Regions from separate parts of the Homo sapiens genome. Here region 1 is linked to region 2. A link is a loop called in an ENCODE intact Hi-C map of the cell type or tissue named here. Cell type or tissue: HepG2. All regions are shown on one strand. Links, peaks and the distances in the headings refer to the core of each region. The heading gives the core; the rest is flanking DNA. Region 1 has its middle 72 kb from the start of SUPT20HL2. Region 2 overlaps ZFX (zinc finger protein X-linked).

Evidence for each region. Peaks named below come from ENCODE experiments on the same cell type or tissue, not always from the same donor. Only the 100,000 strongest peaks of a DNase experiment are listed, where the experiment ranks them.
Region 1: it touches region 2 in a loop (2.4-fold over the local background); 1 of 110 quality-filtered maps calls a loop at or near these places.

The regions. Positions count from the first base shown.
Region 1 is chrX:24,233,866-24,250,006 of GRCh38, forward strand. No RefSeq gene overlaps it. Among named protein-coding and RNA genes, the nearest start is that of SUPT20HL2, 72 kb to the right of the region's middle. RefSeq lists enhancers at 1,364-1,473, 1,534-1,723, 8,866-8,945, 14,441-14,490. In HepG2, for the core only: a CTCF peak has its summit at 8,385 (motif pointing left); a DNase peak (open chromatin) is centred at 8,376; H3K4me3 peaks cover 750 bases.
Region 2 is chrX:24,181,243-24,197,383 of GRCh38, forward strand. All of the region lies in intron 5 of ZFX (zinc finger protein X-linked), which reads left to right. Among named protein-coding and RNA genes, the nearest start is that of ZFX, 40 kb to the left of the region's middle. In HepG2, for the core only: no CTCF peak of the experiment used is centred there; DNase peaks (open chromatin) are centred at 8,419 and 9,409; H3K4me3 peaks cover 2,623 bases.

The DNA of each region.
Region 1 (16,141 bases), core at 6,316-10,315, 52 kb after region 2:
TCATGATTCCTTCTCACAAACTTCAGAGCCAGGGAGTGGCAGACACGCCACAGTTTCTGCCCTACATAATATGAAAAGGAGGATATGCTCACCAAGCGGTTATCTTTGTGTTTGTAGACTGCTGCTGCATGACCTTCTTTCTTTGCGGCTTGAAGCAAACCCAGGACACACAGAGCCTCCCAATGTTTGGAGCTAGCCCTTTAGCTTTCATTTTGCATGTGTCTGGGTTTCCAAAATGCCAGGGTTATGAGTAGCCAAAAACTCAGTGCTACCCAGTTTTTTTTTTTTTTTGAGATGGAGTCTTGCTCTGTTGCCCAGGCTGGAGTGCAGTGGCATGATCTCAGCTTACTGCAACCTCTGCCTCCTGGATTCAAGCAATTCTTCTGCCTCAGCATCCTGAGTAGCTGGGATTACAGGCACGCACCACCACACCTGGCTAACTTTTGTATTTTTAGTAGAGGCAGGGTTTCACCATGTTGGTCAGGCTGGTCTCAAATTCTTATCTCATGATCTGCCCGCCTCGGCCTCCCAAAGTGCTGGGATTACAGGTGTGAGCTACCGCATCCGACCTGTGCTACCCCACTTCTAACTCATTCTGTTCAGCTGAAAGCAAACTAGTGGGTACAGTCTTGTAACTGAACTTTTGGGAGGGGGGCCCTATTCAGGTTTCAGACTTTGCTCATGCAAAGCACTGGCATCTTGCTCATCCTGGGTACATCTTGTATTTGGAATCACTTCTCTCACACAGATCTCCACCAGAATCCTCCATCTGAGCTTTATCATGTGATATGGTTTGGCTGTGTCCCCACCCAAATCTCATCTTGATTTGTAGCTCCCATAATTCCCACGTGTTGTCGGAGGGACATAATTGGAGATAATTGAATCACGGGGGCAGTTTCCCCCATACTGTTCTCATGGTAGTGAATAAGTCTTATGAGATCTGATGGTTTTGTAAGGGGAAACCCCTTTTGCTTGGCTCTCATTTCTCTCGTCTGCTGCCATGTAAGATGTGCCTTTCACCTTCTGCCATGATTGTGGAACTGTGAGTCCATTAAACCTCTTTTTCTTTATAAATTACCCAGTCTCGGGTATGTCTTTATCAGCAGGGGAAAACAGACTAATACATCATGTAAACTTGCTTTTGGAGAACAGATATGGTAACCTTTTCCTCTCCCTCAGATCAGCTACACCAACTATGAGAATTCTGAAGATTATGATGAAGTCCATGATAACTGAATACATCTTGAGTATAAATTAGGATTACAGGCCCTTCATCTACATCAGAGGTTCTTAGCTCTAGCTACATGCTAGACTCACCTGGGATCCTTTCAAAGTTCCTCTTTGCAGGACTCAGGCCAGGCCAATTGAAGGTGAATCTCTTGGGAGGAGGGCAGGCATCAGTATAAAAAGCTCCCCAGATGACTCTGTGCAGCCGAGGTTGAGAGCTGCTGCTCCTGGCGCCTCTGGCCCTTCTAGCCTTGCTGGCTTCTTCCCCAGTAGATGCCTGCTGTGATTGTTGTTCCAATCTGAAGAAACAGAGGTGCCCTTTCTCCTTTCTCACCAACCTGTGCTGATAAATTGGGCCTGTGAATTTCAGTAGTTGTCCATTCTGCTATTCTCTCTAGGGGTATAAAGCAGCCCTCAAAAACCAAAACCAAAACCAAAACCAATTTTGGTGACCTAAGGTTCATGAACAACTCTCACACTGGAGTCACTTAATTGATGTTCACTTCTTGGGGCTTCCACCTGTTTACTATTTCATTGGCACCTCTAATCACAGATCAAGCCTTCTGATCTGGTACCTTAAGAGGTACTTCTTACTAATTTGTTTCTGGTAAGCCTATGTTGTCACAAGCCTCACAGAGGCTACTAAGTCCCAGGGAGCTGATAGCATTGGTGGAGCCCAATAGGACCCTGAGTGAGTGCAGGCATATTGGTCATGGATCCCCTGTCCCCATCCAGAAGCAACTTCAATTTCTTAAGAAACTGGCCATCTTGCAAGGGTGGCTCACAACTGTAATCCCAGCACTTTGGGAGGCCAAGGCAGACGGATCACTTGAGATCAGGATTTTGAGACCAGCCTGGGCAACATAGTGAAACCCTATCTCTACTAAAAATACAAAAATTAGCCAGGTGTGGTGGTACACACCTGTGGTCCACCTAATTGGGAGGCTGAGGTGGGAGGATCACTTGACCCCAGAAAGTCAAGGCTGCAGTGAGCCTGGATCATGCGGCTGTACTCCAGCCTGGGTGACAGAAAGATACTATGACTCAAAAAAATAAAAATAAGGGGCAAGGCGCAGTGGCTCAAGCCTGTAATCCCAGCACTTTGGGAGGCCGAGGTGGGCAGATCACGAGGTCAGGAGATCGAGATCATCCTGGCTAACACGGTGAAACCCCGTCTCTACTAAAAATACAAAAAATTAGCTGGGCATGGTGGCGGGCACCTGTAGTCCCAGCTACTCAGGAGGCTGAGGCAGGAGAATGGTGTGAACCCGGGAGGCGGAGCTTGCAGTGAGCCGAGATCGTGCCACTGCACTCCAGCCTGGGCGACAGAGCGAGACTCCGTCTCAAAAAAAATAAATAAATAAAAATAAATAAATAAGAATAAGACCGGGTGTGGTGTGGCTCACACCTGTAATCTCAGCACTTTGGGAGGCCGAGGAGGGCGAATCACCTTGAGGTCAGGAGTTTGAGACTAGCCTGACCAACATGGTGAAACCCCGTCTATACTAAAAATACAAAAAATAAATTAGCTGGTCATGGTGGCACAAGCCTATAATCCCAGCTACTTGGGAGGCTGAGGAAGGAGAATCGCTTGAACACAGGAGGCAGAGGTTGCAGTGAGCTGAGATCTCACCACTGCACTCCAGCCTTAGTGACAGAGTGAGACTCCATCAAAAAAAACAATAAAAATAAAAAATTTGGTCATTGGTGGAGATTAGGTTTTACTTTTATTTATTTTTTGAGACAGAGTCTCGCTCTGTCGCCCAGGCTGGAGTGCAGTGGTGCGATCTCGGCTCACTGCAAGCTCCACCTCCCGGGTTCACGCCATTCTCCTGCCTCAGCCTCCCGAGTAGCTGGGACTACAGGCGCCCACCACCATGCCCGGCTAATTTTTTGTATTTTTAGTAGAGACGGGGTTTCACCGTGTTAGCCAGGATGGTCTCAATCTCCTGCCCTCATGATCCGCCCACCTCGGCCTCCCAAAGTGCTGGGATTACAGGCGTGAGCCACCGCGCCCAACTGAGATTAGGTGTTAAAAAGACAATGGATTTTCTCGATTTGGTAGACTTACATAATATCACGTATGTTTGGTTTTCTCTCTGGTATATACAATTCAAACAGCATATTCTCACCAGATGTACCACTCTGATACCAGACTTCACAATGTCTCTCTCTTGGGCTATCTGGGGTTAATGTCAGAATTATCATGGCTTGGAGCTGGGCAGCTCCTATTTTTTGACATCATTGTTGGTGAAACATGGTGAAAATGTTTTCTGGTTCAGGTTTAGCATGAAAGGTTTTTTTTTTTTTTTTTTGTTAAAATAAGGCAGGGTCTCACTGTTTCGCCCAGGCTAGAGTGCAGTGGTGAGATCACGGCTAACCACAGCCTTGACCTCCTGGGTTCAAGCAATCTGCCTGCCTCAGCCTCCCAAGTAGCTGGGACTACAGGTGTGCACCACCATGCCCGGCTAATTTTTTATTATTTTGCTTACAGAGGTGGAGTTTCACCATGTTTCCCAGGCTGGTCTCGAACTCCTGGGCTCAAGTGATCCTCCTGCCTCAGCCTCTCAAAGTGTTGGGATTACAGGTGTGAGCCACGACACCCAGCCAGCATGCAACTTTTAATCTGAAGTCCATCTGAATATCAGACCTTAAACCCCAAAGATGGTTTACAGCACTCCAAATATAACCCAGGCCCTATGCCCCTTGCTTTGCTGGAGAAGGGACAGGACAGTCAAGAACTATCCCCTGCATGACCTTTTCCTGTCTTTGTCTTCTACTTGGGAAAAAGCAAAGTATTCTGGGTGATTAGAGAGGTAAAACGTGTAGCATGCCCACACCCTCAGCCAAGGAAACATACGAAGTTGGTTATTTCCTTCATCTTCTGTGCCATATGGAGTCTAAAGATCTTGGAAGGTTGGCCCTTATCCATTCAACTCATCTTATGTACCTGTGTCCGGTCCTTCAGTCAGTAGAGAGTGACCTCCTTGAACCATTTCCTTCCCATCTTTGTCCCTTTCCCCATATTCCTTAGTCTTTTTATCTGTTATCCTCTTTCATCTTCCTGTCTCCTCTTCTGTCATGGACTGTCAGTTACATTGTAGCCCATCCACTTTCCCTCTTGGATAGAGGTGAGGGGGAGAAACCTTTAGGGTCCTGAAGGTGGAAGTCGACAGTGGAAGAGTTCATCGTGATGCCGTGACTTGTGGGTGAAATAGTTATAAAGCAATCAGACATTTCTGTGAAGGAGAACTTCCTGTTGGTGTATATTTTGAACTTAATTATGCTGAAAGAGTTCGTGTCTCCTTCTCAACATTTAATTAGTTTTTTTTTTTTGAGATGGGGTCTCACTATATTAAGCCCAGGCTGTTTCAAACCCCTGGCCTCAAGTAATCCTCCCATCTTGGCCTCCCAAAATGCTGGGATTACAGGTGTGATCAGTTACGTTTTTAAAAAGCCCTCTTATCACCCCTAACTTGGGATGTGGCAGGCTCCTTGAGGTGGAGTGGAAAGAAAAAAAACACACAAAACTATCTCTCCATAAGCTGTTCCTTGTGTTGGTTGAGCTTGGTGCCTGTCTTTCGTGGCAATGGATTTCTTCAGGTGTCCTGTGGTTTTTGTCTGTGTGCTCCTTTTGCTGTGTGAGATCTTCTGCTTTTGCGGCTACGGATGCTGGCTCTGATGGAGAAGCTTGTTTTGAGGATTATGGGGTTGAGTGGAGTGGGGCTGCCTTTGTCACTTGGGGAATGGTGGCCCCGGGGGCAGTTTTAGGCAAAGAGTAAGCACAAGCCCTTAGAGAAAATGGGAGAGAGGAGAGGGGGCGAAGAGGGGGCTGAGCGGGGGCGGAGGTGGGAGGGTAGGGAAAGGGAGAGAAAGAGGGAGAGAAAGAGAGAGAATATTCCACATGTAGTCTTCAAATTAACCACCTGGAAGATTGTCCCATGACCCCTGCACACTCCATCTATTGCTCCCCAATTTTTCCAGTCTCCTTCCTCAGTTTCCTCTTGGGTTTGTTCTCACCTTCTGTTTTTCCTTCAAGAGTTCCTCAAATCTTTTGGTTTATAGTGTTTGGCTTTCTAGTGGTATTATACATAAATAATTAAAAAATTTTTTTCCTGTGATTTCAGTCATTTGGAAGGGATTTAGGTGCATGTGATCCATTTGAAATTTGTATCTAAATGCCAGGAGGCTGCCTTGGAAGGGCGCAAGCTCCCCACCGTGACAGGCTTCTGTGTTTAAGTAGAAGGAAGAAGGAGAATATTTAAGTATGTGACAGGGAATTACTCCACGTTGATGAATTTCAAAAAATGTTCACTGTGACCTGTAAGAAGAAATACATTTTACATAGATGTTCATTCATGATACAGGTAACTGAGACAAGAGTTTCATTAAACAATGTTTACCCTATGTGTAAGGCATCGTGAATTTTTTTTTTTTTTTTTTTTGAGATAGAGTCCCACTCTGTTGCCCAGGCTGGAGTGCAGTGGTACAGTCTCGGCTCACTACAGCCTCTGCCTCCCGGGTTCAAGCGACTCTCTTGCCTCAGCCTCCCGAGTAGCTGGGGACTATAGGCACCTGCCACTACACCAGGCTCATTTTTTTTATTTTTAATAGAGACGGTTTCACCATGTTGGCCAAGCTGGTCTTGAACTCCTGACCTCAGGTGATCCACCTGCCTCGGCCTCCCAAAGTGCTGGGATTAGGGATTACAGTCATGAGCCACCGCGCCCAGTCTGATTTTTTCTGAGTCAGGGTCTCCTCTGTCGCCCAGGCTGGAGTGCAGTTGGATAATTATAGCTCACTGCAGCCTCCGCCTCCCAGGCACAAATGATCCTCCTACCTCAGCCACCTCAGCCTCCTGAGTAGCTGGAATTACAGGTGTACACCATCATGCCTGGCTAATTTTTATATTTTTTTTGTAGAGACAAGGTTTCCCCATGTTGCCCAGGCTGGTCTCGAACTCTTGAGCTCAAGTGACCCACCCGCCTTGGCCTAAGTGCTGGGATTACAAGCATGAGACACTGTGCCTGGCCACATTGTGATTTTTCTATTGTATTTCATGAAGACATTCATTTATCTAAATATGGCACTAAAAGCACAAGAAACAAAAGAAAAAATAGATAAATTGAACTTCATCTAAATTAAAAGCTTGCATGTTTCAGGGGACATTATCAAGAAAGTGAAAAGATGGGGGAAAGTTTTGAAAATCATACATATGATGAGGGTTTAATATCCAAAAAATATAAAGAACTCCTACAACTCAAGTACAAGCAAACGACCCAATTTTTAAATGGGCAAAAGACTTAAATAGACATTTCTCCAAAGAAGACTTAGACATGGACCAAAAGCACATGAAAAGATGCTCAACGTCATTAGTCATTAGGTAAATGCAAATTAAAACCACAATGAGATGTTACTTCATACCCACCAGGATGGTTATTATAAAAAAATGGAAATAACAAGTGTTATGGGGATACAGAGAAATTGGAACCCTTGTATATTGCTGGTAGGAATGTAAAACGTTGCAGCTGCTGTGGAAAACAGTATGGTGGTTTTTAAAAAGTTAAACATAGAATTACCATATGATCCGGCCTGGCTCACACCTGTAATCCCAGCACTTTGGGAGGCCAAGGTGGGCAGATCATTTGAGGTCAGGAGTTCGAGACCAGCCTGGCCAACATGGTGAAACTGCGTCTCTACTAAAAATACAAAAATCAGCCGAGCGTGGCGGTGCATACCTGTAGTCCCAGCTACTTGGGAGGCTGAGGCAGGAGAATCGCTTGAACCCAGGAGGTGGAGATTGCAGTGAGCCGAGATCATGCCACTGCACTCCAGCCTAGGCAACAGAGTGAAGACTGTCTCAAAAAAAAAAAAAAAAAAAATTACCATATGATCCAATACTTCCAATCTGAGGTATATACCCCAAAGAATTGAAAACAGGAACTAAAGTTCTGATACATGTTACAACATGAATGAACCTTGAAAATGTTGTGTTAAATGAAACATACCAGATGTAAAAGGACAAATAATATATTATCCACTTATATGAAACATCTGGAATAGGCAAATTCATAGAGGCAGAAGGATAGAGGTTACCAGGGGCTGGGGAGAGAAAGAATGGGAAACTATTGCCTATGCTACAGTTTTTGCTTGGGATGATGAAAAAGCTCTAGAAATAGATAGTGGTGATATTTAAACAACTTTTTTTTTTTTTTTTTTTTGAGATGAAGTCTTACTCTGTTGCCCAGGCTGGAGTGCAGTGGCGCTATCTCGGCTCACTGCAACCTCTGCCTCCAGGGTTCAAGCGATTCTCCCACCTCAGACTCCTGAGTAGCTGGGATTACAGGCACCCTCCATTGTGCCTGGCTAATTTTTGTAGAGACAGGGTTTCACCATGTTGGCCAGGCTGGTCTTGAACTCCTGACCTCAGGTGATCCACCCGCCTTGGCCTCCCAAAGTGCTGGGATTACAGGCGTGAGCCACCGCATCTGATCTAAACAACATTTTAAATATACATAATGCCACAGAATTGTACACTTAAAGTGATTACAATGATATATTTTAGGATATGTACATTTTACCATTTACCAAGAAATATTGTGATATAAATTTACTTATCAAAATCCACCAAGTTATTTTGATCCACGAATAAGTCACATACAATAGGTAGAAAAGCACTGCTAGATTATCTTTAATAACAACCTAGATATTTTAGCCATATGAAGAAAGGTTTAAAAGTTATGAATTGGTACATTGTGAATGGCGCAGCCACGTTTTTTTGAAGTATATTTTGTTAGGCACAAATGATCACATGTTGAATTTATCAGTTGTGATGCTAACTTAAGGGACCCTTAGTGTAGAATGACTGTTCTCTTAGTAAAACATCCTGGCTTGCGTGCAAAAACCTTACATGTCGTTATAATTTGCCACCATACGTGTCAAAATCTGCAAGAAAATTTGAAAATCATCTAAATCACTTAGAATGGTAACAGAACGGAAATTAATCATAATTTTTTAAAGAACAATTGCATAATACGCAAAAATTCCCTATTAACAAGAATATTTGATTGGCTGCTTAAATCTTTATTACCAGAGTTTGTTGTGTTAGGTGCTATTCTCAAGGGGCTGGGGACCCTTGTTCACAGTGATGGGTGCCACCTACTGGATATACTAATATTTTCTCTGACAACATCAGAAATTCTCTTTCAGGACTCTTTTGGAAGCGAGTATTCCCTCCCTTCCCTTCCCCCTATCCCACTCCCACTAGCCCCATGTTAACACAGCTGGAACGGAACACAGAATTCCCATGAGGCTATGACAGGCAGCTTCTGACCTGGATCCCCTGAGTGTGGGCTACACTAGTGACTTGCTTCTAATGAACAGAATAGGACAAAAATGATGGGATGTCCCATCTGAGATTAGGTTACAAAACACCGTGACCTTTTTTTTTTTTTTTTTTTTTTTGAGACATGGTCGTGCTCTGTCGCTGAGTCTGGAGTGCAGTGGCATGGTCACAGCTCACTGCAGCCTCAACCTCCCGGGCTCAAGCCATCCTCCCTAATAGCTGGGACTATAGGCACATGCCACCACTCCCAGCTCATTTTTGTATTTTTTTGTGAAGACAGGGTTTTGCCATGTTGGCCAGGCTGGTCTCAAACTCTGGTCCTCAAGTGATCCGCCCACCTCGGCTTTCCAAAGTGCTGGGATTACAGGCATGAGCTACCACGCCTGGCCAAGACTGTGGCTTCTGTCTTGATTGCAAACTGTCTCTGATGCCTCTTGCGTGCTTGTTCTGAGGAAGCCAGCTACCATGCTGTCAACCACCCCATGCAGAGGTTCACATGGCCAGGAACTGAGAACAGCTTCTGGCCAACAACCAGCAAGAAACTGACGCCCTCAGGGGAACCAAGGCCCTTAGTCCAACAGCTTGTGAGAAACGGAATCTGGCCAACAACCACGTGAGTGAATTTGCAAACAGATCCTTCCCTTGTGAAACCTTTAGATGAGCCAGTAGCCCCGGTGAACATTCTGATTGCAGCCCTGGGAGAGACCCTGATTCCTGCAGCATAGAAACTGTGAGAAAAGAAATGTGTCGTTTTGAGCCATTACGTTTTAGGATAATTTGTTATGCAGCAGTAGGTAACTAATTCAGGGGCCCAAACTAATTCTGATGGATTTTCAAAAGCTTTAGAAGTTTCCTGTTTGAATTTGGCTTCATAAGCCTCAGTAAAAACTTTCTACTGTGCTTGCTCGTTTAGCCTGTTAGACCTTGTGTTCCCAGGGGAAAACTTTTGGACGCTTCTGGGGCCACTCAGTCTGTAGTCCTGCAAAGATGTCACAAAAGGTAAATCTTGATCATATACCATGTGAATGAGTGTTCGAAGGTTAGGTACACTTTCCAGAGGAACATGTATTTTTTTTTTTAATCATTAATTTTCTGTTGCAAGAGTATAACATGAATACACTCTCCTTATGAAAATAAGTACGTTATAAATAGAGTCCTCTTTGACAGTAACTCAATCTAGGTCCCTCTCCTCCCCACCTGTCCCCACCCTCAGTTATGAGTTTGGAGTAAATCTTTCCAGACCTAAAAAAAAAAAATTACATAAACACATGTGTTTGTTTTTGCAACAATGATACTCTCCTTCCATATCATTCACTTTTTTCATTACTCACTTTTTTCCACTCAACCATCTCATTCAGTTTTGAAATCCCTGTTGCTACATGTGGATCTAGTTAATTCTTAGCTATAAAAAAATGAAAACTTATTTTCCCACTGATGACTTATAGGTTGTTTCTAGATTTTCATTTTTTCCACACGATGCTACAGTGAACACCGCCTGCTTGTCCATGTCAGAGTGTCCTTTTCTAGGGAAGACACCTAAGACAGGAAATGTTGGGGAGGGGAGGGGAAATCATGTGAACATTTTAAAGACTTAGACACACTCCCAAATTGCTCACCAAAATGACCGTGCCAATTTATACTTCCTGCAGTAATGAAATTGCCTGTTTGCCCCAATCTTTGCCAAAATGTCATATTTTCCAATCTGGCAGGTGAAAATGATTTCTTGTTGTTTTAGTTTGCATTCCCCTGGTTATTAGTGAGGCTGACAATCTTTTCATATATTAATTGGCAGGTCCTCTCCCTTTTTACAGGGCTCCTATGAGAGGAGTTGTGTGTGTCTGTGTGGGGGTGTGGGGGTGGGGATTGGATTTGAGCCTTGGTGCCAACTACTTGGGGGAGTTGCATACCAGTTCTGAGAACATGAGCTGCCATTGCTGATGGCACTGGAGGAGACTGTGAGAAACTGAGATCACAGACAGCCTCTCCCTCTGGGGTGAGGAGGAGCCACTGCTTTCAGCAAGGTCACCAATCTAAAGAGAGCCACTGGGGTTATGCAGTCCACAAAGTGCTTGCTCACACCCACTGTGTGAAGGCAATGACAACAGGGTTAGGACATTGGCTGGACTGATGGCCTCCAATCAGTGCAAAATCAAAATAGGTTGCTGTTGCACCATGGGGGTAGGACAGAGGATGGCTGGAACTCAGGGGGCGTCCCTAGGTAACAGTTAATGGAATACCACTGAATACCCAAACAGGCAGGACTAACAAGGGCATGGACCCTCAGGAAGTAAAGCTTGGATCACCTCACACCAGCAAGGGAAGAGGAATTTGGATTGCATGAGAGAGGACAGGAGCCTCATAGCTACTTGCAAACACAAAGACTGTTGCTGATCCTCGAATTTTCTTCCTTGCCAAATATATATGTTCATAAACAATTTCTCATCTCTTTGGCTCCTTTTTCCTCAATGTGGATAAACTTGCTATTTAGACCATAGGTTACAGAATTGTGATGAAATTAGAAGAGGCAGAGGTCTGATCCAAAGATCTTTATCTTGGAGGTAGGTGCAGAAATGGAAGAGACTTTGGTGTGTCTCTCTTTGGGAAATGTGAGTCCACTTTCCGTTGTAAGAGGAAAAAATCACATTATTTTAGGCAACAGAATTTTGGAAAGTTTATCTATGGGAAGCTATGTCCAAAGGGATGGACTATTCCGTGGGGGAAGGCGGTACCACCCACATCCATTCATCCTTCCTGACAGCACGCATGATCACCTCTGGCCAGTTCCCTAGGTGTGCACCATCTTGGTGGAATGATAAATCGAGGATCTAGCAGAACTCTCACTACAGAAATGAAGAGGCCCCTGAAGGCAACATCTTCCAGATTCTTCCTCTAATCTCTTCAACAGAGCCAAGGTGCCAGCATGTTGCCGAAAGTATGTGAGGGTGACTCACTCCTCCGGAACTTTTAATCCTTTAATCCTAAACGGAGTGAAGCAAGTCTATTCATTCCAGAGGCAGTGCTGGGAAAGACTGTCAAACCATGGAGACTTTCTGGAACTCCCTGATTCTGTTTTGTTCCATTGGATGAATCTACTACAATTTATTTTTCTCTATCGACATCTGGGGCTATCTCGAATACTGCTGCTAGGAACATTCTTACACTTCTCTTTTGGTGCACATGCTCACACATTTTTCTTGGGCACGTACCCAGGAGTAAAACTGATGGGCTGTAGTTGTAAGATTGCAACATGCATTTTAGATTTGTTGAAGTCTAATGTTAACTGGCATTTTTGCCTACTTCCCAGACAATGCAAGGACTCTAGAACACTTCATTTATACCCTCTCCTGACCTATATGCCATTATAGCTGTGTATATTAAGCCTCCCAAGACATTATTTTCATTGTATTTTATAGTCAGTATTAATTTAGAATGGCCCACATATTTACAATTTCAGTTGCTCTTCATTCCTTCCTGCAAATACAAACTTTCATCTGGGATCAACTTCTTCCTGCCTGAAGGATACCTTTTAGTATTTCCTTTAAGGAAGTTTGTCAGCCTTTTGTCTGAAAATATTTTTATTTCACCTTCAATTTTGAAGGTTATTTCCAATTAATATATAATTTGGGATAGGCAGTTATTTTCTCTCAACATTTTGAAGATCTCATTTTAGTTTCTTCAAACTTGTTCTGTTGGGAAGCTAGCTGTCCTATTGCTCCTTTGAAGGCAATTGCCTTTGTGTGTGTGTGTGTGTGTCTGTGTCTTAAGATTTTGTTTCTTCGTTTTTAGCAATTTGACTATGATGTACCTAGCTGTGGTTTTATTTGTATTTATCCTGCTTTAGATTAATATTGATACTTAAATATATGGCTCATATGTTTCATTTGTTTTAGAAAATTGTGAGCTGTTATCTCCAAAATATTGCCTTTGTTCCAACTTATCTCTTCTTTCCTGCTGGAACTCCAATTACCCTTTTGTTAGATCTAGTCATTGTAACCTATGTTTCTTACCCTGTTTTCTTCTTTTTTTCCTTCTGTACTTTGTCATGGATTTTTTTCTCCCCATCTATCTTCCAGTTCATCAATTATTTTGTTAGCTGTGCATAATATACTGTTAAACCCATTGATCAAGTCAATTTCTGTTACCGTATTTTTTTTTGTTTTCAATTTTCATTTGGTTCTTCTTTTCCTAGTTTCTAATTTTTTGCCAAACTTAAAATCTTTTTTTTTTTTTTTTTTTTTTTTTTTTTTTTTTTTTTTTTTTTTGAGATAGAGTCTCCCTCTGTTGCCTAGGCTGAAGTGCAGTGGCGTGATATCAGCTCATTGCAACCGCTGCCTCCCGGGCTTAAGTGATTCTCCTGCCTCAGCCTCCCGAGTAGCTGGGACTACATGCGTGCACCACCACGCCTGGCTAATTTGTGTGTTTTTAATAGAGGGGAGGTTTCACCATGTTGGCCAGGCTGGTCTCAAACTCCTGACCTCAAGTGATCCACCTGCCTCGGCCTCCCAAAGTACTGGGATTACAGGCGTGAGCCACCGTGCCCGGCCTAAATATTTTAAGTCTTTGGACATATTAACCACAGTAATTTTTAAATTGAAATCTAATAACCTCATCTGAATCTCTGTGGTTCTACTTCTGTTGTCTAGTTTTCTTCTTTTTCTCATTTTTTCTCACCCTCTCGAGTAGCTGGGATTACAGGCGGGTACCACCACACCCAGCTAATTTTTCTATTTTTAGTAGAGGCGGGGTTTCACCATGTTGGCCAGGCTGGTCTTGAACTCCTGACCTCAGGTAATCCACCCACCTTGGCCTCCTGAAGTGCTGGGATTACAGGTGTGAGCCAACACGCCCGGCCTTCTCCTTTATTCTTGAAGGACATTTTCACTAAGTATAGATTGTTATTGTTATTTTTCTTTGTGCTCATTGAAATTATGTTTTATTTTTGTCAAAAAGTCCACTGTTTCTTCTTTGTAGGTAATATATCTTTCATGACTATTTTTAAATTTTTATTTTTGAAGACTTTTTCTTCAGTTTTGATGCGATGTGTTAGGTATGGATTTTAGAAAGTCCTATTTGTGATGCATTGGGCTTCTGGAATATACGGATCAATGTCTTTTATCTCAGCTTCCGTCACTTGCAAATATGCCTCTACCTAATTCTTGCTCTCTCTTTTCCTTCTGGAACTCCAACTACATGTATGTTAGACTTCTCACATTATTTCCCATGTTAGCTTCTCTTTGTATTTTGTTTTTGTCTGTATGCTAAATTCTGGATAATGTTTTCTGAACCATCTTCCAACTGGCTATTCTTTCTTCATCTCTATGTTATTTACTGTTAAACCTATCCACTGAATTTTCAATTTTGCTTACTGAGTGTTTTTTTATTTCTAGAAGGTCTATTTTGTTTTTCCAAGTATTTGGGGTCATCTTTTTATACAAAAGTATGTTTGTTTTTCCAAGTTTTGGGGTCATCTTTTTTTTAACAAAGTAAACTTGATTTTAGAGTAGTTTATTTTATTTTTGAGATGGAGTCTCGCTCTGTTGCCCAGGCTGGAGTGCAGTGGGATGATCTTGGCTCACTGCAACCTCTGCCTCCAGGGTTCAAGCAATTCTCCTGCCTCAGCTTCCCAAGAAGCTGAGATTACAGGCATGTGCTCCTATACCCAGCTAATTTCTGTATTTTCAGTAGAGATGGGGATTTCACCATGTTGGCCAGGCTGGTCTCAAAGTCCTGACCTCAAGTGATCCACCAACCTTGGCCTCCCAAAGACAACAGTTTCGGACTGACAGAAAAGTTGCAAAGATAGTACAGAAAGTTCAAGCTGCAAAGATAGTACAGAGAGTTCCCATATACCCTGCCTTCAGTCTTGCCTATTGTTAACATCTTACATTATGGTACATTTGTTGCAACTAATAAGCCAATACTGATATTATTAAATTCCTGACTTTATTCATATTTCATTAGCTTCCCGCAACGTCTTTTCTGCGTTCCAGGATCCCTCCCAGATATGTTATGTATAGTCATCACATCTTCTTAGCCTCCTCTGGACTGCGACGGTTCCTTACACTTCACCTGTTTTTGGTGACCTTGACCGTTTTGAGGAGCGCTGGTCATGTATTTTGCAGACTATTCCTCAAATTAAGCTTGTCTGATATTTTTCTCATGGTTAGACTAAGGTTACAGGTTTTTAGGAAGGAGGCTGCAGAGGTGATGGGCCCTCATCACATCACCATCAAGGACACATGCTATCAATGTGACTTGTCACAGATTACATTAACCTTGATCACCTGGCCAAGATGGTGCTCGTGAGGTTTCTCTGCTGTTATTTTCCACCCCAGTCTTTTAATACTGTCTTCATTGGAAGTAAAACTCTAAGCACAGCCTGTACTTAAGGTGTGGGGAGTTAAGTTTTACCTCCCTGGGGAGTGCGTAGCTACATAAATCATGTAGAATTCTTCCATATAGGAGACTGTCCATTCTGCCTCATTTCATTTATTAATTTTTTCAATTGTTTATATTACTGTTGAGTCATGGATTTTTTTTTTTTTTTGACAGAGTCTCTGTCACCCAGGCTAGAGTGCAGTGGCACCATCTCAGCTCACTGCAACCTCCACCTCCCCAATTCAAGCGATTCTCCTGCCTCAGCCTCCCGGATAGCTGAGATTACAGGCATGCGCCACCACACCCGGCTATTTTTTATATTTTTAGTAGAGATGGGGTTTCACCATGTTGGTCAGGCTGGTCTTGAACTCCTAATCTCAGGTGATCTGCCCACCTTGGCCTCCCAAAGTGCTGGGATTACAGACATGAGCCACTGCACCCCGCCGGATATTTCTTGTATGCTTCAGATTATAATTCAGTACTACATTCTTCATTTTATTTCCCCTGTCCAAATTGTTCCAGCTTTGGCCATTGCTAGCTCCCCTCAGGTGCTTCCTGTGTCCCTTTGACACAGCCCCATCATTTTGTTGTTTGAGCACTTCATTATCTCTGGCCCTTCAAGATGCTCCAGGCTCATTTTGTATTTTCCCCGCCCCAGTCCTAGAATCAACAATTTCTCCAAGGAACCCTGGGTTCCCTTTTTTTTTTTTTTTTTTGAGATGGAGTCTTGCTTTGTCACCCAGGCTGGAGTGCTGTGGTGCAATCTTGGCTCACTGCAACCTCTGCCTCCCCAGTTCAAGTGATTCTCCCGCCTCAGCCTCCCGAGTAGCTGAGACTACAGGTGCATGCTACCACGCCCAGCTAATTTTTGTATTTTTAGTAGAGACAGGGTTTCACCATGTTGGCCAGGATGGTCTCAACCTCTTGACCTTGTGATCCGCCTGCCCCGGGCTCCCAAAGTGCTGGGATTACAAGCATGAGCCACCACGCCAAGCCCCTGGTTCCTTTCACTGGAGAATATGGTATTAGAAACCAAGAAGGATCACTGTTTAGAGTTGTTTCTTCTTGCAGATATTTTAAATCATGTCTTTTATTCTTTAAATAAAGTAAGCATTTAAAAAATTGGTCTCGGCCGGGCACGGTGGCTCATGCCTGTAATCCCACACTTTGGGAGGCCGAGGCAGATGGATC
Region 2 (16,141 bases), core at 7,318-11,317:
TCAACACGTTTATTGGACCCTGAATGTGTGAGACATTGTTGTAGGTAGCGTAGATACAGATATGTGCTAAATAAATACATACATAAGACCATTATCCCTGGAGAGCTTTTGATCTGCTGTGGGAGAGAAAGTTTGTAGTGTGATGCAGAGGTGTGACTAAACTGCCATGGAGATGGGATGGAGTAGCTGACCTTTGAAATCAAGGATGAATTCTAGTTTTACAGGATGAAGGGCACGGGTGGCAGGAAGACATTCCAGGCATATAGTATAGTGTATTAAAAAAGAAAAAAGTTCTGGCCTTTGCTGATATTGCTGATAATGATGGGAACTTTAGGATACACTTTTATATCTTTGTGTACGTTCTATTTTATTCCTTAGAATAAATTTGTAGAAATAGAATTGATAGATCAAAGGGTGTACACATTTACAAGTTTGGTTATGCTTGAAGTTTGGTTAAATTCTCTTGGTATTTTGCCTTAATATTCCCTTCACCAAGTTGATGAGAATGTTCATTTCCCTACACTGGAACCAACACAGAGTATTATTTTTCTTTTTAGTTTTCGCCATTCTGATAGGGAAAAATACGTTACCCTGTTTCAATTTTGAATTTATTTTAGGATGATGATCCTTGTATGTGGAATAAGACTTAAGTGAGGGAGAGATTAGTGGCAGTGAACTGTTGAAATGGTTCATATATAAGATGATCTGAAGTACGTTAATAATAGTAAAGGGGACAGAGAGGTAGCTGCATTCAAGAGAGATTAGGAAGAAAAATGGATGAGATTCGATGATAGATAAAAGAGGCTAGGGGTTTGAGGAAGAAAGATAATTCAAGGATGACCCTAAGTGTTCTACCTTGGGAGATTGGATGCCTAGTCATGCCATTACCTGAAAGGAGGAGTAGGTTTGGTGGGGGAAGGTGGGGGAAGGGGGAAGATTTAGGATCTGTTACAGTTTGAATTGCTTGTTGGTGGATGTTTCTTCTAGGCAGTTGAAAATATGACTTTGGTGCTTTTGAGAGAGTTTGTTGCTAGAGGAAGAAATTTAGGACAACAGAATGTAGGCAGTATCATATATGGAAATGGATGGTAGTCTCCAGAGCATGCTTGTCGAGTGAGAGTGTCAAGTATGGCTCCTTTAGGTATTTAAGAAGTAGGCAGAAAAGAGTCCTTGAAAAATCAGGAGGTTTTGGGAAGAGAAGGAGGAGAAAAAGTATTTCCAACACTGTTAAGGATAGAGTTTCTACAAGTTATCAGCCACTGAGGAGAAAGCAGGCTTTTTTGTTTGGCATTTAGGAGGTCATTGGTATCTAAATTAGAGTAGGTTCAGTAAGGCATGGGCTATTGGAGAGGAGATGGAAGAGATGAGCTGTGATGGATTGAGAAGTTAGTGGAAGTAGAGTTAGGTGAAGCGGTTTGGATAAATTGCCATTTTGGTCAGCAAAGGGACTAAAGAGGTGGGAGTATAGCTTTTGATGGTTGCCTGGATGGCGAAAGTAAGTTGAACATGTTTATAGACTTAAGGGAAAAAAAAAATCACTGGACAGAGAGAACCTGAAGATAAAGAAAGGATGGGCTAGTGGAGCAGGTTCCAGAGAAGGGGAAGGGACTGGGGTCCAGGGCTGCAGGAGATGGCTGTTAGGTAAGTCCTGGAGAGGGAAAGTGAGTCCCCTTCTCTGAGACAGGAAGACAGTTAAGGATGAGGCCCCTTTCCAGGGACAGAAGGTAAAAGGAGTACTTGAATGTTGGGAGCTATTTTGTCTGTGAAGCAGGTTCATCTGCACATATGGAAGGACTGCAGAGGCTGGGTGGAAAGCTGAAGGATAATGGCAAAGGGTTGAAAAGCTTTAGTCTTTAGGGGATGGGCCAGTGTAGGAAGCCAAGAATTTATGAGATAGATTGCTGAACCGCATTGAGGGGCCAGCTGAGGTTAGGAGTCTATTTTATTTTATTTTATTTTTGAGATGGAGTCTCACTCTGTTGCCCAGGCTGGAGTGCAATGGCGCCATCTTGGCTTACTGCAACCTCCGCCTCCCGGGTTCAAGCGATTCTCATGCCTTGGCCTCCCGAGTAGCTGGGATTACAGGCACTCGCCACCATGCCCAGCTAATTTTTGTATTGTTTAGTAGAGACGGGGTTTCACCATGTTGCCTAGGCTGGTCTTGAACTCCTGACCTCAGGTGATCCCACCCGCCTCGGCCTCCCAAAGTGCTGGGATTACGGACGTGAGCTACCACGCCTGGCCGAAAATGCTATTTTAAAATGCAGGTTGAGCATCCTTAATCCAAAAATCCAATATCTGAAATGCTCCAGAATCCAGAACTTTCTAAGTACAGACATGACACCACAAGTGGAAAATTCCACACCTGACACTTGCTTTCTGAGGGTTCAATGTATATAAACTTTATTTCAGGCACAAAATTGTTTTAAAAAATTGTATAAAATTACCTTCAGGCTATGTGTATAAGGTGTATATGAAACACAGATAATTTTTTTTTTTTTTTTTAATTTGAGACAGTCTTGTTCTGTCTCCCAGGCTGGAGTGCAGTGGCTCCACCTCGGCTCACTGCAACCTCCACCCCGGCTCACTGCAACCTCCACCCCCTGGGTTCAAGTGATTCTCCTGCCTCAGCCTCCCGAGTAGCTGCGATTATAGGCACGTGCCACCATGCCCAGCTAATTTTTTTGTATTTTTAGTAGAGACGGGGTTTTGCCATGTTGGCCAGGCTGATCTCGATCGAACTCCTGACCTCAAGTGATCCATCTGCCTCAGCCTCCCAAAATGCTGGGATTACAGGCGTGAGCCACCATGCCTGGCTGAAACACAGATAAATTTCATGTTTAGACTTGGGTCCCATCCCTAAGATATCTCATTGTGTATATGCAAATATTGCAAAATCCACAAAAGTCTGAAACACTTCTGGTCCAAGTATTTTGGATAAGGGTTACTCAACCCTTACGACTGCCAGATTTTCTATTACAAGACCGGGCAACCCAGGACCAAGGCTAGAGAAAGCAGAGAGTTGAGTTCGTCCCAGTTTGTGAGGGGAAGAGGGCCTGGTGAAATACTGAAGAGGATAAAGCACTCTCGCTTCTCCTTGACTTCTCTCTGCACTTTCTGCCCTTTCTGTCTTCCTCAGCTTTTTTGCTAAGGAGTAAAATGCATGGTATTGGTTTGCCCTTTAACTGCGCACTATCTCTTGCCTTTACTTTCTCCTCTTTTAGGAAGTTCAGCCCTCCAAGGAAGTCATTGAAAAAAACCCAGAAGTTGCTTTAGTAACAATTTACTCAGCATATCAGGTTCTTGTATTACAGAATTTGTAATACAAGACATGTAAAATTTTACAGACTTGTAAAATTTTCATTAAAAATTTTATTTATAGTCATCTTTAGGCCCTGGGTTTCTTCTAATTTATATAGATTTTAATGTTCCTGAAAAAGTAAATATGGATGAACATAAATGGCTATTAGTGTATTTTATATATTTTAATATATGTTTTATGTATGTGTATATATTTTGATAATATAATTTCTTTCCTTTTAAAATAAAACATATCCAAACTCAAATAATGCAGAGATACATTTAAACAAATACATACACACATGAGCATTTGCGTGCACACATGTGCTATTCCCCTATTTCACTATAATGAAATGGTTGTTTTTAAGTTGGGTTTAGAGATGGTGGCCTTTAGTAGTATCTTTTGTCTTCTCTATTATTATGTTTGAGATGAAGTCTCGCTCCCTTACCCAGGCTGGGAGTGCAGTGGTGCCATCGCGGCTCACTACCACCTCTGCCTCCTGCGCTCAAGCAATCTTTCCACCTCAGCCTCCCGAGTAGTTGGGATGACAGGCATGTGCCACCACACCCGCCTAATTTTTACATTTTTTGTAGAGAGGGGGTTTTGCCATGTTGCCCAGGCTGGTCTTGAACCTGGTCTTGAACCAGCCTGGGCTTAAGCAATTTGCCCACTTCAGCCTCCCCAATTTCTTCAATTCAGGTGTGAGCCACCTTGCCCGGCCTCTACAGCCACTTTTGCACTCTTACTTCCCTCTACTTCATCATCCCCTTTCCTTTCAAAGTAATGATCATATTTTAAAATTTAATTTACTATTGGCTTTGGGATCAAACCAATTGAACACTTTAGAATTAACTAATATTTCTCTTGGCTGTGCCTCCCAGCAAAGATACTTAATGATGCATTTTATTTTAATTAATTTATTTTTGAGACAGAGTCTTGCTCTGTCGCCCAGGCTGGAGTGCAGTGGCATGATCTTGGTTCACTGCAGCTTCCACCTCCCAGGTTCAAGTGATTCTCCTGCCTCAGCCTCCTGAGTAGCTGTGACTACAGGCGCGTGCCACCACGCCTGGCTAATTTTTGTATTTTTAGTAGAGACAGGGTTTCGTCATGTTGGCCAGGCTGGTCTCAAACTCTGGCCTCAAGCGACCTGCTCACCTCGGCCTCCCGAAGTGCTAGGATTACAGGCGTGAGCCACTGCTTCCGGCCTTAATGATGCATTTTAACTTAAAACTTATATTGAGGTCGGGCACAATGGCTTATGCCTGTAATCGCAACACTTTGGGAAGCCGAGATGGGGGAGGGTCGCTTGAGCCTAGGAGTTCAGAGGTTACAGTGACCCTTGATTGCGCCACTGTACTCCAGCCTGGGCGACAGAATGAGACCCTGTTTCTTAAAAAAAAAACAACCCCTCCCAAAACCCCCCTAAAACACCTATATTGATTTCAGAAGTTAAGGATTAACAAAGGTTTTGTCGTAAGTATATAGAGGAACTATGGGCTGATTTAATCCATGATAGAGAATGTGAAGATACCATTATCGGTAGTCAACTTTAATGCTTTTCATATTATGATGAGAGATGGTAGTATTTCTGAATCTTATATTTATTAAACACTCTATCTTTAGGTCAGAAATGTGGCCAGATGTCCAAGTACTCTCTTTTCTACTCTCTTCTTTAAAAATTTCAGTAAGTTACTGGATCTGAGTGTCTAATAAACAGCTTTTACAATGTCTTTAGTATCCATCTTGGCAGGTTTCTTCCCTCTGCACGTCTCATTTAAAATGATGATGGGCCAGGTAAGGTGGCTCACACCTGTAATCCCAGCATTTTGGGAGGCTGAGGTGGGAGGATCTCGAGGGTAAGGAGTTGGAGACCAGCCTGGGCAACATGGCGAGACTCCATCTCTACTCCCCACAACCCCCCAAAAAAAAGATTAGCTGGTGTGGTGGCATGTGCCTGTGGTTCCAGCTGCTCAGGAGGCAGAGGCAGGAGGATCCCTTGAGCACAGGTGTTCGAGGTTGCAGTGAGCTGTAATCATACCATTGTACTTCCGCCCGGGTGACAGAACGAGACCCCATCTCTTAAAAAAAAATCAAAAACCAAAAAACCACACAAAACAACAATAAATGATGATGAAGCAGTCCTCATTCTTTATAATATCATGGTTGTGTATATAGACACAGATGTTCATTGTCACAGTATATAGCTACCTTTGAGGTCAGGATGACTGCCTTCTTCAGTCTTTGCAATCTAGATTTTATGATTGGCTTCTAAGTTAATTATATGTTTCTTGAGGACAGGAACTATTTACTGCATCTTTGCTGCTTATGTATCTTCCCCATCACACCGTATGTATATTAGGTATGAAATAAATATTTGTTGAATAAGTGAATATATGAATGTTATAGCTGAAAGTCCGTGTACATCATGCCTCATCCAAGGCATTAACGATAAATTTCTTCCCTACCAGTAGCTATTGTCTCTTGATAAAAATAGGTAATAGTAAATCTTCAATAAATGATATCTATGTGCCGGAATTGAAAATATAGTTAGTTTTTGAGATGAGATCTCACCGTGTTGCCCAGGCATACATACATACATACATGCCTGTAGATGTGCAGTGGCTATCTGCAGGTCTGATCATAGTGCACTGCAGCCTCGAATAATAGCTTCTCCAAGGTCACTCCCAGCAGCATTAGGGTGAGGCTTTGAAACCAGTTATGTTTTATTCCAAAGTGTCCACTCTTAATTCTCTTATTGGCCCCCCCTTTCTCTCTCTGTGTCTCTCTCTCTGTGTTTGTATGTTTGTATGTATGTGTGTATAATTTAATACTACAAAGCAGTAGAGTTCATGATAAATAGTGCTTATTGGTAGATGGGGGAGGCAAATAGAATTCCAAAGATAACTACAATTTACAATAATAATGAATTCCAAATTTCAACAATGTTAAACAATAATTTGTTGGGAGGGTTTAAGCATTTTTTTTATTTAACTCATTCTAGCAGAAGCCCAGACAGCTTCCAAACCCCATCCTGTTGTTTTTCTAACTGAAAAGTATTAATTTTTTTCAAATTTGTATTTACATGAGAAAAAGGAATCATATATACGCTATCACTTTTACTCTTGCCAGTGTTGATTTTTCTTTTGCCTTCATTCATTCAGAAAACATTTATTGATCAGCCATAATGAGCTGCGAACCTCACTAGGGGTTGGAGATAAACAGCAAAGTCCCTGGCTTTTTAAGTTCACAGTCTGGGAGGGAAGATAAACAGAAACAGGCAATTACAGTTGAGTGTAGGAAGGTATGTAAATAGATATAGAAAGTACTTTAGAAGCACTAAGAGGATGGGGCTGGGCACGGTGACTCACGCCTGCAATCCCAGCACTTTGGGAGGCCGAGGCAGGCGGATCACGAGGTCAGGAGTTTGAGACCAGCCTGACCAACATGGTGAAACCCTGTCTCTACTAAAAATACAAAAATTAGCCGGGCATGGTGGTGCGCACCTGTAATCCCAGCTACTCAGGCGGCTGAGTCAGGAGAATCGTTCGAATACGGGAGGCAGAGGTTGCAGTGAACTGAGATCATGCCACTGCACTCTAGCCACTGCACGCTGGTGACAGAGTGAGACTGTCTCAAAAAAAAAAAAAATTTTTTTTTTGGTACGCTTGAGGGAGACAAATGCTACAAAAGCGTTATAAACTGAAGTTCTATGGAAGCTCACTTGAAGATATTGACCAAGTTTATTTTATCTCCTATTCATTTTCCTCCCTCCTGTATTTTAAGCAAATTCCACATAACATTTTTTTCATAAGTATTTCAGTATTTGCTTTTCAAAGACAAGGATTAAAAAAAAACTGTTTTCAAAGCTTTAAAAAATAATTTGAGATGAACTCAATCTGAAGGGTGTATAAAATAAAATGTTCATGAGGTGGCTGAGGAGGGAAGAAAGGCAGAGAGATGTGAGACATCATTGAGTGTTCAGAGACCTATTCTTTGGGTGCTAATAATGTCTGGTGAGGAGGATGGAGGAAGTGGTGAGAAAGAAGATTGGCAAATAGGGCCCAAAACATAAAGGCTCTTGAACATAGACGCCTGCTTTACTTTTTGGACGTGGGAAGCTGTTAAAGGATTTTAGGCAGATTAATAATAACATGTTTAGATTTATAGTTTAGAAAGATAATGGCAATGTTCAGGGCAGGCGCAAGGTAAGAGCGAATTCAGAAACAAAAAGTACATTTCGGAAGGTTATTGTGGTAGTCTAGGTAAGAAACAGATGATAATAGTTTGAGATAAGTTTGTGTTTTGTTTTTTTGAGATGGAGTCTTGCTCTGTCACCCAGGCTGGAGTGCAGTGGTGCGATCTCTGCTCACTGCAAGCTCCGCCTCCTGGGTTCAAGCGATTCTACTGCCTCAGCCTCCCGAGTAGCTGGGACTACAAGTGCGTGCCACCACACCTGACTAATTTTTTGTATTTTTAGTAGAGACGGGGTTTCACTGTGTTAACCAGGATGGTCTCGATCTTCTGACCTCGTGATCCGCCTGCCTCGGCCTCCCAAAGTGCTAGGATTATAGGCGTGAGCCACCGCGCCTGGCCTGAAATAAGGTTTTATCGGTAGAATTTAGCAGAAACTGATTCATGACATATGTAGGAAGTAGAATTTGGATTAAATTTAGGGTTGAGGAAGAGGGGAGGGTTTGCAGCTCACTTCTTGGTTTCCAGCTTATGCAACTGGGCACATGGCAAAACTGTTACTAGAAGAGGAGCAGATGGACATGCTAAAGATTTATTTACAGGGTTGCTGCATACAACTACAATGTAAAGGGACTCCTGCAAATGTGTAATGAGGTGGCCCTGGTTTGCCCTGGCCATCTAGTTTAGGTATTTTGACCAGTCATTCTAATATTAGCTCCTAATTAAGCATGACTTTGGTCATAGTAGACATCCAATAAAACGTGGTTCAGGGAGCGAATAAATACATAAAGTCCAAACCCCTATGTTTAATGTATAAACCCTGAGGGTCAACACAATCTGATAGTTGATTGATTGATTCTAGGGACTGTTAGCACAGAAGAGATAGTAAAATATTTACTCTTTCATTCCATGGGCTAATTATTGGCTAGGTATGTATTTTACCATTATTTTTATGTATGTACCCTACCAGTTTTTTTAAACCAGGGAGCAAATAAATACATAAAGTCCAAACTCCTATCTTTAATGTATAAACTCTGAGGGTCAACACATCCTAATAGTTTATTGATTGATTCTAGGGACTATTAGCACAGAAGAGATAGTAAAATATTTACTCCTTTGTTCCATGGGTTAATTATTGGCTAGGTATGTATTTTATTATTTTTATGTATGTACCCTACCAATTTTTTAAAAACCATTTGATAAAACACAGGAAAAAGTTTGGAATTTGAAAACTATATATCTACATGGGAATATTTCTGAAATGTGAGAAAAGTGTTATTTACTGAACTAAGGATATTTTGGAGAAGGTGTATTGAAGATTTTTAAAATTTATTTCATTATTTTTTAATTAAATTTTTTTAGTTGCCCAGTAAAAATGGTATATATTTATGGTACACAACATGATGTTTTGAAATATGTATGTGTTGTGGAATGGCTAAGTGAAGCTAATTAACGTATATTACCTCACATTCTTATTTTTTTGTGGTGAGAACACTTAAAATCTGTTCTCAGTGATTTTCAAGTATACAGTACATTGTTATTAACTGTAGTCACCTCAAGCATCTTTTTAAAGCTTTTTCAGATAAAATTCGAAAAGTGGTTATTTTAATCCATCTAAAATTGTATCTTTACTGTAAACTGAAATTTATTTAGAAATCAACACTACAATTAATGACTTAAGAGTTTTCAGTATAATGTTCAATCTAGGTGTTGGCTAGCTTTATAACAAGAATAAAGCACTCAAATAAGGCAAAGATGTTTTAGTTTCTCCCTTCCCCTGCCAAAAACAAGGTTGGGAAAAGGTCTCTATTTTGAAAGCATTACAAGCAATTGGAGCTTCAGACTGGCCTTGTGGTTAATATTTACTGTTTATCTGCTGAAACCTAGACAAAAATGTCACCCTGCCCTTTGAACAGATATATGATTACTTTGTGAGGTAATGGGCTTGGGGAGGGAAGAGAAAAGGAGAGAGGGAGAGAGAGAACATACCTCTCCTTGCCTATCTTAGAGAAGCAACATCTGGTATATGGAAACTCAGCTTGCAGCTGAGTCAGGCAGCCTTGGATTTGGATACCAGCTCTGCTACTCATTAGCTGAATGAATTCGGGCAAGTTAACTAACCTTTTTGTTTTAGCTTCCTTATTTGTGAAATGGCAGCAATACTGCTTGACTTCCAGGGTGGTTGTGAGAATGAGAGATCCTGTCAGTCACTGCTAGCTGTTGCTGTGGTTATCATCCAGAGGCTTTCAGTCAGTAGCATCCATTGGGCTAGCAAGGCTCAATCTCGACTAGCTTCATTATGACCTTTCTGTTGTCCCATCAGGGAATTCTTCCTGGGTAAGGGCAGGTACAGGGTGGGATTGTAACAGTTATTCCTTTTTTTTCCTCCTGAATGTATAAAGAAATCAGTTATTGTTTTACTAGTTTTAGACCTATTCAACTATTTTTCATTACTTAGGTCTCTGACACCATGCTACAGATCACTCTAACTTAGGACAGGGACCTGACTGGCACTGTTCCTTTAATTCCTCGTCTACGGAATGAGGCTAATTTCACTAAACCTTTGAATCGCTCTAGGAATGTTTCAAGAATTAAAGGAGATCAGATCGTACCCAATTCTTTCAAGTCTCTTATAGGCTATATAATAAAAATAAGGTGGAATTTTAACCCCACAAAGAGGGTTCCTGAGGAGGAAGTTAAGAGAGGAAGGTCTAAGAGTGAAATTTAAATGTATTTATCTACTAAAGCATTTGCCTTCTTGACAGAATACTTCCTGCAAGTTACTCAGTCTTTTAGGTGCTCTGTTTTCACATATGTCAAGTAGAGACAGAACATCTAAGTTCTGGGGTTGTCGTCATTGATTTCATAATAAAATACAGGGAAACTACTTACCATAGTGCCTGGGACATAATAGTTGCTCAGATATCCTTTTAGGAGGAAATACCCATCTTTGATATCTTCATTGGATTTTTTTTTTTTTCCGAGATGGAGTCTTGTTCTGTCCCCCCAGGCTGGAGTGCAGTGGTGCGATCTTGACTCACTGCAACCTCCATCTCCTGGGTACAAGCGATTCTCCTTCCTCAGCCTCCCGAGTAGCTGGGATTACAGGTGTGCGCTACCACACCCAGCTAATTTTTGTATTTTTAGTAGAGATGGGGGTTTGCCATGTTGGCCAGGCTGGTCTCAAACTCCCGATCTCAGGTGATCCACCCATCTTGGCCTCCCAAAGTGTTGGGATTACAGGTGTGAGCCACCAAGCCCGGCCTTCATTGAGTATTAAATAGCCATCCACACAGGGACCCTGAGGATGTTGAATAATATCAAGTCTATCCTACAGTTTTTCTTTTGATTGGATTTTGGGGTTAGAGGTTTAAAAAACATTCTGGTAATTAGGTAGTAAGACTATTAGACTTGCCATAGTAAGTTAGAATAGGCTCATTGTTCACAGAACCTAATTTTATCTTAGCAATAGTGAGGTGTATGGTAAGGAAAGGCCTGGTTTCCCTCATTGACATCAGTCCCAAGATCACAGGTGTGAATCTTGTTAAAACTTTAGAAAAGATTTGTGTATTCATACTGCCCCTTGAGGTAACTTACTTAGGAAGTAAAATCATCTTTATTTTTCTCTCAGATTAGCCTGTTTAAAGATTTATCAGGTGTCTGGAAGGCTGGGATTTAGTGAATGAATTTATGTCTACCTTGTGAGTATTGGCCGTAGGTTTATTGACTTCAAGTTTAATTAGAGTTTGAGACTGATTGTGTCCTCATGGCATAGATTTTCCCTCTTGTTTGTGCCTCCTAGATAATTTCAGTTGTTCTCAAGACGAGCACAAGATCTTTTCAATCTTTATTGAAATGTGGCAATCAGTGTTGCAGTGTTAAGATTTTGAAGCCTGGCACAATGGCTCACACCTGTAATCCCAGCATTTTTGGAGGCTGAGGCGGGAGGATCACTTGAGCCCAGGAGTTCAAACTAGACTTGACAACATCGGGAGACCCCATCTCTAGAAACAATTAAAAAAAGAAAATAGCTAGGTGTGGTGGCACATGCCTAGGAGGCTGAGGTGGGAGGGTTGCTTGAGCCCAGAAGGTCAGGGCCACAGTGAGCCATGATTGTGCACTGCATTCCAGCCCGGGTGACAGAGCGAGACCCTGTCTCAAAAAAAAAAAAAAAAAGATTTTATTGGAGCTTATTTTAATGACTGTTTAATGACTTCTCTTTTCTGGGTTTTATTTAAGAGATCATTTCTTATCTTTCAGGTCTTGTTGTTTCTTTTATACTTCCAAAGGCTTAGTACTTCCATGTTATGCCCTTCTAGTGTCATTAGCAGACACTAGTATATTGGTTTAAAGATGTAAAACCAGATGGGCCATTGAAAACATGTTCACACAAAAACTTCTGCACATTCATAGCAGTATTATTCACATTAGCCAAAAAGTGATGACAACCTTGATGTTCATCAGCTGATGAATGGATAACTGAAATGTGGTATATCCATACAATGGGATATCATTCAGTCATAAAAAGGAATTAAGTTTTGTTGAATGCTGCAATATGGATGAACCTCGAAAGCGTTATGCTTAGTGAAAGAAGCCAGGCGAAAAAGACCACATGTTGTATGATTCCATCTATGTGAAATGTCTAGAAGAGGCAGAGCCATAGAGAAAGTAGAGAAGTGGTTTCCAGGAGATTGGGGGAAGAATGAGTTGGGCCTGACTGCTAATGGGTATGGTGTTTCTTTATGGGGAATTAGAAGGGTGCTGATGGTTGCACCACAGTGAATGTACTAAAAATCACTTAATTGTACACTTTAAAATGGATAATTTTGTTATGTAAACTATATCTCAATAATGATAAAAGCCAAATGGGCCAAGCAACAATCCCCTAGAGCCTTTATTATTAGCTTTTCTATTTACTAAAGGTCCCAAATTAGCTTTTCCTCTTTAAGCAATTACTTTTTTCAGTAAAATATCTTCAGGTATCATGAGGGATGTTTAAAAAAGGAGAGGTGATAGTTGTGGAATTGTGGCAAAAGCTTTTAATTTAGTTTTTAAAATTATTGTTTTTTAATTATAAAATACACCTACAATTTACCATCTTAACAATTTTTTAAGTATACAGTTCAGTGGCATTAAGTGCATTTACACTGTTGAGCAACCATCAGTATCATCCATCCCCAGAACTCTTCATCTTGCAAAACAAACTCTCTATATCCATTAAACACTAACTCCCCGATCCCCTCCTTTCAGCCCCTGGCAGCCACCCTTTTACTTTCTGTCTCTTAGGAATTCGACTACCCTAGCTACCTCTTATAAGTGGGATCATACAGTATTTTTTCCTTTTGTGGCTGGCTTATTTCACCTAGCATGATTTTTCAAGATTTATTCATGTTGTAGCTTGTGTCAGAATTTCCTTCCTTTTTAAGGCTAAATAGGATTCCATTGTATGGATAGACCATATTGTGTTTATCCAGTGAAAAACTATTTTAAAGCAGTAATCCTTTGCCTTACCTACCCTTTGTTCTTCCTGGCTTACCCTTCTCCCCCCCACCAAAGCAACTGTAGCAGGTCCTGGAATAACACGTTATTTCCTTATAATGTTGATGAGAAAGAAAATCGACTTTCTGTTGGGGCCACTGTCCCTGTGGCGTTTGCACATTCTCCTCATGTCCATGTGGGTTTCCTCCCACATCCCAAAGCTGTGCACATTAGGTTTATTGGCATGTCTACACTGTCCCAATGTGAGTGAGCATGCCCTGTGATGGTTCCTGCCTGGTACCCTGAGCTGCTGGAGAGGCTCCTACACCCATGACCCTGATCTAGAATCACTGGGCAAATAATTATCTTGTTTTTACTACTCTTTCTTAAATATATGTGTAGCCCACATTTATTTCCATGTTTAATGCTACAAGTGTTTTAGACTATATTTAGAAGTTTGGTGATGTTTTTGTGACCAGAAATGTGCCATAGGAACTTAACTCTTGTTTATATCAATTAGCCTACAGTAAAAAATTTTTTTTTTTTTTTTTTGAGGCAGAGTCTCACCCTGTCACCCCAGCTGGAGTGCAGTGGTGCTATCTCGGGTTACTGCAATCTCCACCTCCCTAGTTCAAGCAATTCTCCTGCCTCAGCCCCCCAAGTAGCTGGGACTACACGCATGCACCACCCTGCCCGGCTAATTTTTGTATTTTTAGTAGAGATGGGGGTTTCACCATGTTGGCGAGGCTGATCTCGAACTCCTGACCTCAAGTGATCCTCCCACATTGGCCTCCCAAAGTGCTGGGATTACAGGCGTGAGCCACTGCACCCGGCCAAAAAACTGCTTTTGTTATATACTACGTTGTTTGGCTGAAAGTCACAATTTCCGAGAACCTACCAATGACATTACGTGAGGACTTACACTGTACTTCTCTTTCAGCTATTTCTAATGGTACTTATCTATATGATTGTAAATAATACGCTTTCTTGATTTTTTTTTGAGACGGTGTCTCGTTCTGCACCCAGGCTGGAGTGCAGTGGCGTGATCTTGGCTCACTGAACCTCTGCCTCCCAGGTTCAAGCAATTGTCCCTGCCTCAGTCTCCTGAGTACCTGGGATTACAGGTGCCTGCCACCGTGCCAATTTTTTTTTTTTTTTGAGATGGAGTCTCGCTCTGTTGCCCAGGCTGGAGTGCAGTGGCGCGATCTCGGCTCACTGCAAGCTCCGCCTCCCGGGTTCACGCCATTCTCCTGCCTCAGCCTCCTGACTAGTTGGGACTACAGATGCCCACCACCACGCCTGGCTAACTTTTTTTGTATTTTTAGTAGAGACGGGGTTTCACCATGTTAGTCAGGATGGTCTCGGATCTCCTGACCTCATGATCCGCCCGCCTCGGCCTCCCAAAGTGCTGGGATTATAGGCGTGAGCCACCATGCCCGGCGTGCCCGGCTAATTTTTGTAGTTCTAGTAGAGACGTTTCACGATGTTTTGCCATGTTGGCCAGGCTGGTCTCTTGTGATCTGCCCACCTTGGCTTCCCAAAGTGTTGGGATTACAGGCATGAGCCACCACGCCCGGCCACTTTCTTGATTTTTATTACTTCTGTTTTATATGTTCTTTCTTCACGTCCTGTTGTGATAGCTGACAATTTTGCTCACTTTTGTTCTCACCTCCCTTTCCCGTGACTTTTCATGATAAGTGTGTTACAATTTTTGGTTCTTTGCCTTTTAGAATTTAAGTAATACATTAACATCTTTATTTCTTGTTCCATCAAATGTGGACAGTATCTTTTGACTCCTCCTTTTTAAGATGAGGATATCAGTGCCTTTGCCCTCCACTTTCCTTGAGCTGTTCAGCCTACCTTCCAATCTATGTTTACTTTGTATTGTTGAGGCTGATCCATCTAAGTTTATTTTTTTTGAGATGGAGTTTTGCTCGTTACCCAGGTTGGAGTGCAGTGGCGTGATCTCAGCTTACCACAACCTCTGCCTCCCGGGTTCAGGCGATTCTCCTGCCTCAGTCTCCCGAGTAGCTGGGATTACAGGAATGCACCAACACGCCCGGCTAATTTTTCTATTTTTAGTAGAGACGGGGTTTCTCCATGTTGGTCAGGCTGGTCTCGAACTCCTCACCTCAGGTGATCCACCTTCCTTGGCCTCCCAAAGTGCTGGGATTACAGGCATGAGCCACTGCGCCCAGCCAATCCATGTATGTTCTATAACCATTAGCCTTCCAATAAAGTAGAAAATCAGTACTCAGTGCTTACATTATTTTGATTGTGAAAATATCATTTGCAGCATAACCATTGATCACTTTGATTACATTTTTGCATACAGCTTTTTTCCCCTAGAAATTTTAATTGTCTCCTTTCCCCCTTGTATTACCTTTTTTTTTCTTTTGGGAGACAGGATCTTGCTCTGTTGCCCAGGCTAGAGTGCAGTGGTGTGATCATGGCTCACTGCTGCAACCTTGGACTCCTGGGCTCAAACAGTCCTCCTGCCTCAGCCTCCTGTGGAGCTGGGACTGCAGGCATGTGCTACCACACCCAGCTAATTTATTTTATTTGTAGAGATGGGGTCTCACTATGTTGTCCAGGCTGGTCTCAAACTTCTCGCTTAAGTGATCCTCCCACCTTGGCCTCCCAAAGTGTTGGGATTACAGGTGTGAGCCACCATGTTTGGCTGTAGGTTGGTTTGTTTGTTTGTTTATGCATTGTATTTTCATGCATGGGAGCCCTTTGAATTTGGAGATTTCCTCTAATAGTAGCCACTAGCCACATATTTGGCTAAATAAAGTTGTTAAAATGAATTAAACATACAGTTCCTGCGTTGCACCAGTCACAGTTCAAGTACTCAATAGCTACATGTGGCTAGTGCAGAGCATTTCCTTCATCAAAGAAAGTTCTGTTGGTTAGCACTGATCTGCAGGCTCAGTGAAATTGCAAACAATATGATGTCTTTTTAAAAACTTGAGACAGGCCAGGTGTGGTGGCTTGTACCTGTAATCCCAGCGCTGTAGGAAATGGAAGTGGAAGGATTGCTTGAGGCCAGGAGTTCGAGGCCAGCCTGGGCAACACAGATCCCATCTCTACCAAAACAAAAACATTTATTTATCATATATTACAAGGCAATAGGGGCAGTTAGAGTAGAAATTGACAAAATTCAGAAAGAAG